2 separate regions of the Homo sapiens genome follow, and region 2 is linked to region 1. Evidence: chromatin contacts called from ENCODE Hi-C or POLR2A ChIA-PET data. All regions are on one chromosome and are shown on one strand. The core of a region is the stretch at or near the end of the contact, and the rest is flanking DNA. Distances in the headings are between cores, read along the strand shown.

What was found. A loop is a pair of places that touch in the nucleus more often than their neighbours do. ChIA-PET counts read pairs that join two places held with the same protein, here RNA polymerase II (POLR2A). Pooled maps may share reads with other maps.
Region 2: a pooled map shows a loop between it and region 1 (2.0-fold over the local background). The contact joins the promoter of FBF1 here to the enhancer-like site in region 1. A Hi-C loop is called at or near these places in 1 of 50 pooled maps. POLR2A ChIA-PET finds 5 or more read pairs at or near these places in 3 of 52 experiments (B cell, H1 and activated CD4-positive, alpha-beta T cell).

The regions. Positions count from the first base shown.
Region 1 is chr17:75,824,028-75,828,985 of GRCh38, reverse strand. UNC13D (unc-13 homolog D) reads left to right here. Exons shown (of 32, transcript NM_199242.3): 31 at 3-199; 32 at 900-1,761. The coding sequence ends at 1,021. UNK (unk zinc finger) reads right to left here. Exons shown (of 16, transcript NM_001080419.3): 16 at 3,187-4,724. The coding sequence ends at 4,569. Among named protein-coding and RNA genes, the nearest start is that of UNC13D, 18 kb to the left of the region's middle. Within about 2 kb of position 1,250, at least 31 of the 41 ENCODE cell types and tissues checked have a DNase peak (open chromatin) inside an H3K27ac peak, as active enhancers do; they include B cell, where a contact is called at or near this core.
Region 2 is chr17:75,936,774-75,942,607 of GRCh38, reverse strand. FBF1 (Fas binding factor 1) reads left to right here and starts at 1,566. Exons shown (of 30, transcript NM_001319193.2): 1 at 1,566-1,760; 2 at 4,376-4,461; 3 at 5,015-5,042. The coding sequence starts at 4,459. It overlaps ACOX1 (acyl-CoA oxidase 1), which reads left to right. Exons shown (of 14, transcript NM_004035.7): 14 at 1-1,101. RefSeq lists an enhancer at 1,348-1,417 and a silencer at 1,528-1,797.

The sequences.
Region 1 (4,958 bases), core at 1-2,500:
AGCCTGGTGCCTGCTGAGCCGTGCCGCAAGGCTGGGGCATGCCTCCTGCTCACCGTGCTGGACTACGACACGCTGGGGGCCGACGACCTGGAAGGCGAGGCCTTCCTGCCGCTGCGTGAGGTGCCCGGGCTGAGTGGCTCTGAGGAGCCTGGTGAGGTGCCTCAGACCCGCCTGCCCCTCACGTACCCCGCACCCAACGGTAGGCCTGAGCCCAGGGCAGGGTGGTGCGGGGACGGGAGCCTGTAAAGCTCAGGCAGGGGCCCCAGAGAGGTGATGCCAGGGTCGGAGAACAGCTTCCCTGGAGACGGGAGCCAGTGGGACAGCCACGGCCCATCTCTCGGTCTAATCAAGAGACCAGTGAACTTTAAGCTAAGTGTAACGTGACTCTCCTTGCATGGGGAAGTCACCAAGAAGTTTAACTGGGGAGAAGGGCCTGGATCTCACTCGGCGGGGCCGCTTCCCTGCAGAGCATTTTTGATACCAGCAACGGTCTGATGCTTGTGCACTTATTATGAGCAAGTGCTAAGCACTTTATGCATTCCAGCCAACGAAGCAGATATTAGCACTCTTTTACAGATGAGTAAACCGAGGCATGAAAAGGTTAACTTGCTAGCTTTAGGTTCTCGTATAAAAAGGTAATAGTCAAACCTCAGGCACATCTCAGCCCCTCGCTGCAGTCAGGACAGTGTCCCAGCAGCACTCTGTCTGTTACGCGACCCGACCGGATGCGTCTGTCAGACCACCTCCTGGGCTGGGCTGGCGCGGGTCTGTCACTTGTTTCCTTCCAGGTTGTTGGGGAGATGGAGCAGTGTTGTGTACCCCCCCACACACTCTTCTCTGCCACCACCAGGCACTGCCCTCTCCCCTGGCATCTGACCCCCAAACCCCTCTCTCCGCAGGGGACCCAATCCTGCAGCTGCTGGAGGGCCGGAAGGGTGACCGAGAAGCCCAGGTCTTTGTGAGGCTGCGGCGGCACCGGGCCAAGCAGGCCTCCCAGCATGCCTTGCGGCCGGCACCGTAGCCGTAGAGGTTTGCGGTGGGGCTGGGTCCCCGGTGGGGACTTGCAAGGGCTTTCCTGTAGGGTCTGGGGCTTCCCCGCCACATCGCGGCCCTCCAGCCTGGCCTAACACTTGGGGAGCCCCAGCATGCGGAGTGCCCAGAGTGCAGACCTCCCCTGCCTCCCATGGTGATGGGGGCTCAGCAGCGACATCTCTACTCCCGCCTCCCTGCCTCCAGCCCTGGCTGCAATGTCTCTACCACATCCCAGCACCAGGGGGAGCAAACCCTGCCCCTGCCCGCCTCTCAGAAAAGCTGCTGTGGTGGGCAGGGGATTGGGCCATCTGTCTCCTGGCCCTGGCCCATCTGCCTCCTGGCCTTCCTGTTCCAGCCACTGGGGTGGGGGCCAGGTTCACTGGGACCAGGGCTACAGGCACAGAGTCTCCTGGAAAAGGGAGAGGGGACCCTGCCAAAGATGAGGCTCCAGCTGCCCTGGGGGGAGGGTGGTGGCCATTACTAGAGGGGGCCTGGGTCCTCTCCCCAGGGGCTGCCAGCATCCAGGCCAGGAAGCCTGGAGCCAAGAACCTTCTGGCTCTGAGGGAGCAAGAGCTGGCAGGCGGCAGGGCTGGCACAGACAGACGGAAGCAGAAAGGACAGTTTGGCTGCTGTGTCTGCTGCGCACGCCCCCTCCCCGGACAGCACCTGCCACCTAGAAACTTTCTTAGCAAAAAAATTAATAAAAACAAATCCATTGTCCTCTTAAAATATGCCTTTGGCCTACAGTGGGGCCTGGAATGCGAGCCAGGCCGGGTAGCTTCCTCCCCAGCCCTCAGGGGACTTTGAGCTACCGCCACCTTGGGGTAGCTACAAAGCAGGGGGGTAGGTGTGGAAATAACTGAGGCAGAGGCAGGGCTAGGGTGATTTTTGGCCGTGGGCTTTGAATAAATTGCTTTACCAGGCATACCAGTTCCTGTGGTGACACCCAGGACAGGGACCCGTTCCTCGGGGGAGCACAGTGAGCAGGGGCCTCCCAGGGGTGCAGGTTGAGGCTGAGGGGCTGCTCTTGAGACAGTAGGGCGTAGAGGAGCTGGGTCCCTCCCCTGCCTGGGGGGTGTCAGAACCTGAGGCCTGGTCATCACGTCATCCTAGCTGTGTGACCCTGGTTCCATGTCGGAACCTCTGAGTCTGCACAAAATGAGGACAGGAGTCGAGGTTAGCTGAGATGACATCCAAGGCCCGAGACCATGCAAAGAGGATCCCACCAGGGTGTTTTCTCACCCCCCACCGCACAGCCTAGTTGAGGAGGTGGGAGGGAGGACGTACCTCTTAGGCCTCAGCCCCTCATCCCTCAGGGGCAGGGTAGGGTGAAGAAGGCAGAAGGCAGGACTTCCTCTGGGTCCTACCAGCAAATCATCCCAATGGGAAGGCACTGGGTTTTTTGTTTTTGTGATGGAGTCTCACTCTGTCGCCCAGCTGGAGTGCAATGGGGCAATCTCAGCTCACTGCAACCTCTGCGTCCCGGGTTCAAAGGATCCTCCTGCCTCAGCCTCCTGAGTAGCTGGAACTACAGGCATGTGCCACCACACCTGGCTAATTTTTGTATTTTTTTTTTTTTTAGTAGAGACGGGGTTTCACCATTTTGGCCAGGCTGGTCTCGAACTCCTGACCTCAAGTGATCTGCCCGCCTCGGCCTGTTTTTGTTTTTGAGATGGGATCTCACTCTGTCACCCAAGCTGGAGGCAGCTGTGCAATCATGGCTCACTGCCGCCTCGACCTCCTGGGCTCAAGTGATCCTCCCACCTCAGCCTCCCTAGTAGCTGGGACCACAGGCATGCGCCACCATGCCCAGTTGGGAAGACACTGTTCCTCTGAGAAACAGTTACGGGCCCTATTGCCAGTCACCGCTGACCACACAGCCCTAAAGAGTCCTAGGGCCTGGGGGGCCTCTGTGTCCAAGGCTAAGGGTCCCTGTGTCATCAACCGCTAGGCCTAGGTCGGAGAGCACTTGAACTGTCTTGGGGCCTGATGGGCCCAGGAAGTTTCCAGCCCTCTCCAGCTGCCTTACCACAGCTCAGGGGTGTGGGCAGCAGCCGTTTCCATGGCTGAGGCAAGGCTCCTGGCCCACCTCATAGTTCAGAGGCCCTCTTTTGGGACCCACTCCCCCTCACCCCCATGTAAACAAGCTACCACTGCAAGTTCATATTTTATTTCCAATAGGTTTGGAGCTTTGTTGATTTTTGCATTTTTGTAAAAAAGGAAAAAGTTTTCACTTAATTCATTGAAAGCCCTTTCGTGCTGAGCCCAAGGGGGAGCCTGGGCCAGGACCAGACCCTCTCAGCCCTCTTGTTCCTACCGCAGACACCCGGTGCTGGGGGTGCGGCTGCTCCCCTCCGCCCACTCTGCCCTCCCGCCCCTGCTGCATCTCTCTCTGTACAGAACAATTTTTAAAATGGAAGCTAAGACACAATATACACTGGACAGGCACACACACACGCACACAGGCGTCCGCCCAGAACAGGGCGGGACACCAGCTGCACTCAGAGAGCACCAAGGAATGCAAACGGAGCCCCTCCGGGTAGGAGGGCAGGGCCTGGGCCCCCTTGGTCCTCAGTCCTCAGTCCGCACTCCTCCCCGCCAATTGCCCTGCTAGCTGCCAGAGAGGGGAGGGGGCAGGGAGAGCTGGGGGCAGCTGGTTGGGGGCGGTGGTCATAGAATGAGTACCAGCCTGGTAGGCGGCCCTGGGGCCAGGGAGGCTCTTGTGGGGAGTCCGGGGAGGGGCGGCGGGGGGAAGGACTGAGGGTGGACCCTCAGGAACCTGAGGGCTGGAACTCCTGGGCCTTGCCCCTCAAGGAGCTTCAAGGGCCCAGGTGTCAGGAGTGGGGCTGGCCCTGCAGCACTGGCCTCCAGCCCTTGCTGTTCTCCCCAAGACTAAATTAACATTTGGTAAACTTAGGAGCTAAGCCAGCTGAGACCCCCAGCACTCCCCCTCGGGCCTCCCTGAGGCCCTCACAGCTGGGGGCCAGGCCTGCTCTGGGGGACCCACGTCTTCCACACTCCACCCTTGCCCTGGCAAGGAGGTAGGGGGAGCAGGGCCTGCCCTGAGGGCTTCTCCCTTCCCCTTAGTGCCTTCCAGTCCCACCCTTCCCTGCTCAGGCCCCAGGAAGAAGTTAAAAATAGTTAGTTCCTACATTAAAAAAGAGACAGAACCAGATTCTCTGCCAAAAGGCCAGTGGGAGAAGAGGGGATGTCATCTCTGCAGTGGGAAGGGCAGGGAGTGGGTAGGGGAGGACTGCAAAATAGTTTCTTCTTTTAAAAAGTGCTTGGTAAGTCTTTTAAAGTGTGTGTCTATATCTATGTACAGATATACACACAGACACTGTCCACACCACCACGCATACCTGCACACATACGGAAATGTATACATATACATACATACGGAAATGTATACATATACATAATCATATACATATACATACATACATACACATATATATATATATTCATATATATATATATACTTTAAAAAGTCCTAGGTGAGAAGATCTGGGCCAGGCTGGGCCAGGCCTGCAGGGTCACGACTGGAGGGTGTGGGCCCGGCCAGGCTGGCAGATGGGGCACTCGCTGCCCTCAGCGCAGAGCTCACACAGCGCAGCGTGTTGGCACGGCAGCACTGCCCGCTTCTGTTCCTGACACTTAAGGCATTTCACCGACTGCATGTGGAACACGGCCTGCAGGGAAAGGGGCATCGTGGTCACCATCCATGGGTCTGGCCCCAAGTTGAGCGAGGAGTTCCCTTGATCCTCACTGCAGCCCCTTGGGATGGGAAAACTGAGGTACCGAGCTCAACAGTGTGCTCCCAGACCCCTGTTGGCAGGTGAGAGAGCAGGCTGAGTCCACCTCTGCATGGGGCATGGCCAGGCTGCCACAAGACCCACCCCTCAGAGAGGCTTCGCCCAGTCTCA
Region 2 (5,834 bases), core at 317-2,816, 110 kb before region 1:
TGACTTAGATAAAGGTTTTGATCATTTTCATGAAATAATGCAGGGAAGTCATTTCTGCTGTTTCTTTACTACTCCATTCTTGGAGGATTAGAACAAGTCACACTGTAATTGACTAAAACGACTTTTTATTTTAAAATATTGATGGTGGGGTTTTGCTTTTTTTTTTTTTTTTTTTTTTGAGACGTTGTCTTGCTCTTTCACCCAGGGTAGAGTGCAGTGGCGAAATCTTGGCTCACTGCAACCTCTGCCTCCCGGGTTCAAGCAATTCTCTGCCTCAGCCTCCTGAGAAGCTGGGATTACAGCGCCTGCCACCATGCCTGTCTAGTTTTTTTGTATTTTTAGTAGAGACAGGGGTTTCACCAAGTTGGCCAGGCTGGTCTTGAACTCCTGACCTCGTGATCCACCCACCTCGGCCTCCCAAAGTGCTGGGATTACAGGCGTGAGCCACCGTGCCGGGCCAGTGTTTTTAACTGTCCACACTTACTAAATTTTCCAGTACTTCTTCCTATGGTTCATGATAGTAAACACAGAAACATATAAGGAACATTATTAGAGTTACCAGATGTTAGCTGTTGCATATGTGCACATTCCTAGATTCAAGGGTGTTTTTGCCTTAAATTTAAGTGGGTCATTGGTTGTCTTGGGAAGATCATGGAAAATTCGGGATTTTTTAGAATTCTGAACCAAAATATGTTTTGAGTGTTTCTTAGTAAATGTGTGATCTTCCACCTTCCACATTCAGACTGCGGACTACACTTCATAAATGCCTTTTTATTTCCAGTTATGGATTCAACTAAATGACTGCCTTGGGAGCACATAATTACTTTGCTACCTTTTTCCCCCTTTGCTGTTGTGGCTCGAGTTTGGTTCTCACCTGAGAAGATGCATTGAGCATATGTTGTTACCCAGCCCTGGCTTAATGGTGTCCTGTGGGGTAGGGGTGGGAGGACGAGGGGCACGGGGCCAGAGCATGTGAATGGATCATGGTTGGACAGCTGTGACCTGCCAGCACTGCGGGTAAGCAAAACTACAAACCGTTCTTTCCTCTGTGACATTGAATAAACCTTAATAAAATTCATAATTAGCACATACTAGAAAAAATGTGACTTAATCTTTTTGTGGGGCGACAGTATTGGGTTTCATTCTGGCTATACAGCTTTGATTGGATCATTAAACAGGTCAGTCACTTCCCTCAAGCTTTGGGGTGTGGAATAAACACCGGTGAATTTGTGGATTCACCCGTCAACCTCCCAATATCAACACATTTCTCACGCCTCCGCGTCGGCCACGTGTCAGCCCTCAGAAGTGGGCAGGAGGAACTTTTAAGCTTCCCGGCAGTTCCCAAGAGGGCCTTTGAGCCTGGCGCCCTCTTCCCGGAGAGGCGTTGGGGCAGCTCCTAGCAACGTGCCCGCCGCCGGCAGAAGCCCGGCCCCGCCAACTGCCGCGCGCGGCTCCCTGGGAGCTGTAGTTCTTCATGGCGTCCCCACCTCCTCTGTGAGGGCGGGTGAGTCGACCGCCGACTGCGACTCCCAGGATGCCTCGCGCCCGCCTTTCCGCGGGAGGCCAGACGGCTGAGGGTGCCGGCAGCGGCTGGAAGCGGGAGGCCAGTCCTGGCCGGGCTGGGCGACCCGAATGGAGCCAGGGCCGGCGCTGGTCCCAGCGGCCGCACCTCCGGGGGCACGGCGCGTAACAGGAGGCTTCCGGGGCTGAGAGCGTTACAGGCTGCGCTCCGGGGCCAGATAGGCCGGGCGCTCAGAAGGGTGACGCATTGAGGGGCGCGGAGTCTCGGGACGGAGGGGCGACTCCGGCTAGGGGTCTTGCTTAGGGGTGGTCTCGGGATCTGTAAAACGCCTGGCATGGAGTCGGCTGAATACATGTGGGGACGGGGTTACTCTGTAGCCCTTTGGCCTTGGCAAACCAAGCCTAGAAAATCCCCATAGTCTGAGAAGCCCGTACAGGATCGATAGGAGATGCCAGAAGTTCCTTGATGTGTTATGGGACACATTTGGACTTGTAGGTCGTGAAGTCGCCATTGCAGAGAAAAAGAAACAAGGCCGGGCACGGTGGCTCACGCCTGTAATCCCGACACTTTGGGAGGCCAAGGCGGGAGGATCACTTGAGGCCAGGCGTCTGGGACGACCCTGGGCAACATAGGGAGACCCCCGTCTCTACAAAAAAAATTTTAAAATTTGCCGCACATGGTGGCGTGTGCCTGTGGTCCCAGCTGCTAGGGAGGCTGACATTGGAGGATCGCCTGAGCCCAAGGAGGTCGAGGCTGCAGTAAGCTATGAGAGCTGTGATCGTGCCACTGCACTCCAGCCTGGGCAACAGAGCGAGACCCTGTCTGGAAAAAAAAAAAAGAAAGAAGGCCAGGCGTGGTGGCTCACACCTGTAATCCTAGCACTTTGGGAGGCCGAGACGGGCAGATCACGAGGTCAGGAGTTCGAGACCTCCTGGCCAACAGTGAAACCCCGTCTCTACTAAAAATACAAAAATTAACCGGGCATGGTGGCATGTGCCTGTATTCCCAGCTACTCGGGAGGCTGAGGCAGGAGATTCGCTTGAACCCGGGAGGCTGAGGTTGTGGTGAGCCAAGATCGCACCACTGCACTCCATCCTGGGCAACAGAGCAAGACTCCGTCTAAAAAAAGAAAAAAAAGAAAACACATGTATTCAGGGTGGGCTCTGTAGGTAAGCCCAGATAACCCTTGCATTCCAATAACAGGACAGGCCAATACTTGGGACATAAAGAGGACCCCTCTGACTCCTTTCTTCCAGGACATCCTGTAGGTGGGTTTTGGTAAAGTGGAGGAGGGGGAGGGAGACAGCTAATTCCGAGGAAAATGTTCTCAATGGGTCAGATTTACTGCCTATGTAAAGGGAAATATTTCCACTGTCAGTGAAAATCGTGTTGCTGGACGTGGTGGCTCACACCTGTAATCCCAGCACTTTGGAAGACCAACGCAGGAGGATTGCTTGAGCCCCAGAGTTCAATACCAACCTGAGTAACACAGTGAGACCCCGTCTCGAAAAAAAAAATTTTAAAAAGAAAAAGAATATCAAAGAGTAACCAGAGTTCATACCTGCTTTTGTGCTAAATGCTGCCTAGAAAGTAGTCATGGGTGTTGCCTGGGAAAGGGTTTCAGCCTTGGTGCCAGGCACCCACCTCCTTTCTGAAATGAGTACTTGCCACTTGCTGCATCGGCTTTCAGGGTAAGGGATGATGGCCACTGCCCTTTTTTCAAGTAATCTCAAAGCCTCAGAAAGCCCATTAAGTTATCCAGAGCACGTTTTTTTTTTTTTTTTTTTTTTGGAGACAGAGTCTCGCATGTTGCCCAGGCTGGAGTGCAGTGGGGCGATCTCGGCTCACTGCAACCTTCTCCTCCTAGGTTCAACCTAGTCTCCTGCCTCAGCCTCCTGAGTAGCTGAGATTACAGGCATATGCCACCATGCCCAGCTAATTTTTGTATTTTTAGTAGAAATGGGGTTTCACCATGTTGGTCAGGCTGGTCTTGAACTCCTGACCTCAAATGATCTGCCCACCTCAGCCTCCCAAAGTGCTGGGATAACAGGTGTGAGCCACCGCGCCCAGCCTGAGAGTACTTTGCTCCTCTTCTGAAGTGCATCCCCTATAAGGAATTTTTAATTTATGGAAATGGGCTTTACCTCTTGAATGGGCAAAGTGAGAGAACTTTGATAACCCTTGGATTCATGCTGTTAAACCTACATCTTTTTTTTTTTTTGAGATGGAGTCTTGCTCTGTTGCCCAGGCTAGAATGCATAGCATGATCTCAGCTCACTGCAACCTCCGTCTAGCGGGTTCAAGCGATTCTCCTGCCTCAGCCTGCCAAGTAGCTGGGATTACAGGTGCCTGCCACCACACCCAGCTAATTTTTTGTATTTTTTAGTAGAGGTGGGGTTTTACCATGTTGGCCAAGCTGGTCACGAACCCCTGACCTCAGGTAGTCCACCTGCCTCGGCCTCCCAAAGAGTTTTGGGATTACAGGCATGAGCCATCGCGCCCGGTCTCTTTTTTTTTTTTTTTTTTTTTTGAGATGGAGTCTCACTCTGTTGCCTAGGTTGGAGTGCAGTGGCGCGGTCTTGGCTCACTGCAGCTTCCACCTCCCCGGTTCAAACGAGTCTCTTGCCTCAGCCTCCTGCTGCGGGATTACAGATGTACACCACCACACCCAGCTAATTTTTGTTTTTAGTAGAGACAGGGTTTCACCATGTTGGCCAGGCTGGTCTTGAATTCCTGACCTCAGGTGATCCCCCCGCCTTGGCCTCTGAAAGTGCTGGGATTAACAGGCGTGAGCCATGGCGCCCAGCCAAAGCTACATCATTTTTAAGCAACCACTTTAATTTTCTTCATTAGGGAGTATGAGCCTGATGTGGGCAGAATCCAGATGAGCTGGCCAGTGCTGTGAAGGAGCTGAGAGCACCCCCGAGAGCCGTGAGATGGTAGGCAGAGTTCAGAGTAAGATGCATGGAAAGCGAACATGCCTCCCATCCTGCATCCCCAAAGATCTTGACTGCATGCAACACTCTGGGGGCTGGGCGGCAAGGACCAGGATGGAGACCCTGGAGAAGAGTGACAGGAGGTGGCATTGATACCAAACTTTCGACGACCAAGGTTTCTTCTGAGACTCTGAGTGTCCAGCTGGAAGCGTTTTTAAGTGTCTGTCACTGGTATTGAGGAGTCAGGGGCACGGAATAGAAGACATTTCCGGTCACATGACATCTCGGCTGGGAGGGTTTGCATGTCGTGTCTGGGAAAGGAGTGACCTGCCCGCCCATTGGCACCCATCGCTGGTTAGCAGGGCTGTTTCCACGCTCTGAATGAGTCCGTTCTCAGAAACTATAGGAACACATAAAGGACTTACATCTCTAAATGCCATTGGTGCTCTTGCCTCTGGTTACTTGGCAAAAGGCAACGCAATTCATTCTGCATTGCCAATTTCCACCTGTGTTCACTGTTTGGTTTTCTTGATGTGATTTGTTTTTCCCATTTTAGGCACCAAAAACCAAGAAAGGATGTAAAGGTGAGTGGAGAGATGGAACATTACTCTTAAGCCAAATATATATCTTTTTCCCCTTTGGTCCTGGAACAATGAGATGTGTTTATTTAAATGTTTTTGGGCCGGGCACGGTGGCTCACACCTGTAATCCCAGCGCTTTGGGAGGCCGAGGTGGGTGGATCATGAGGTCAGGAGATCGAGACCATCCTGGCTAACACGATGAAACCCCGTCTCTGCTAAAAATACAAAAAATTAGCCGGGCGTGGTGGCGGGTGCCTGTAGTCCCAGCTACTCGGGAGGCTGAGGCAGGAGAATGGTGTGAACACAGGAGGCGGAGCTTGCAGTGAGCCGAGATCTCACCACTGCACTCCAGCCTGGGCAACAGAGTGAGACTCCGTCTCAAAAAAAAAAAAAATGTTTTTGATCAGTCTTGCTGTTCTTCCCATTATTCCGTAGGCAGCCTTGGTCTTCCTTATGTTGCCTCACTGGTCCTCAGAGAAGTTCAGACGTAAATAAGATATGAGGTTTTGGAAAAAATCCTCCTCCTTGGGCTCTGTATCCAGAAATATGTGGTTGGGATTCAGGGTGGGAAAGCTGGTGTGGGGAAACGAATTCGATATTCATACTTAGGTTCCCCCACATGCCTCCATCAGAAAGTGGCCATTGATGAGGACATCCAGACCAGTTCTGGGGGGTCTTAGATGGAAGGGTACAAGGAGCCTACTTGTCTGAAAGTAGCCTCCATGTGCCTAGAAATCTTGGGCACTCTTCCCAGCGAGCTGCACTGGGCTGTGTTCAGGGTCTGGAAGACTGATC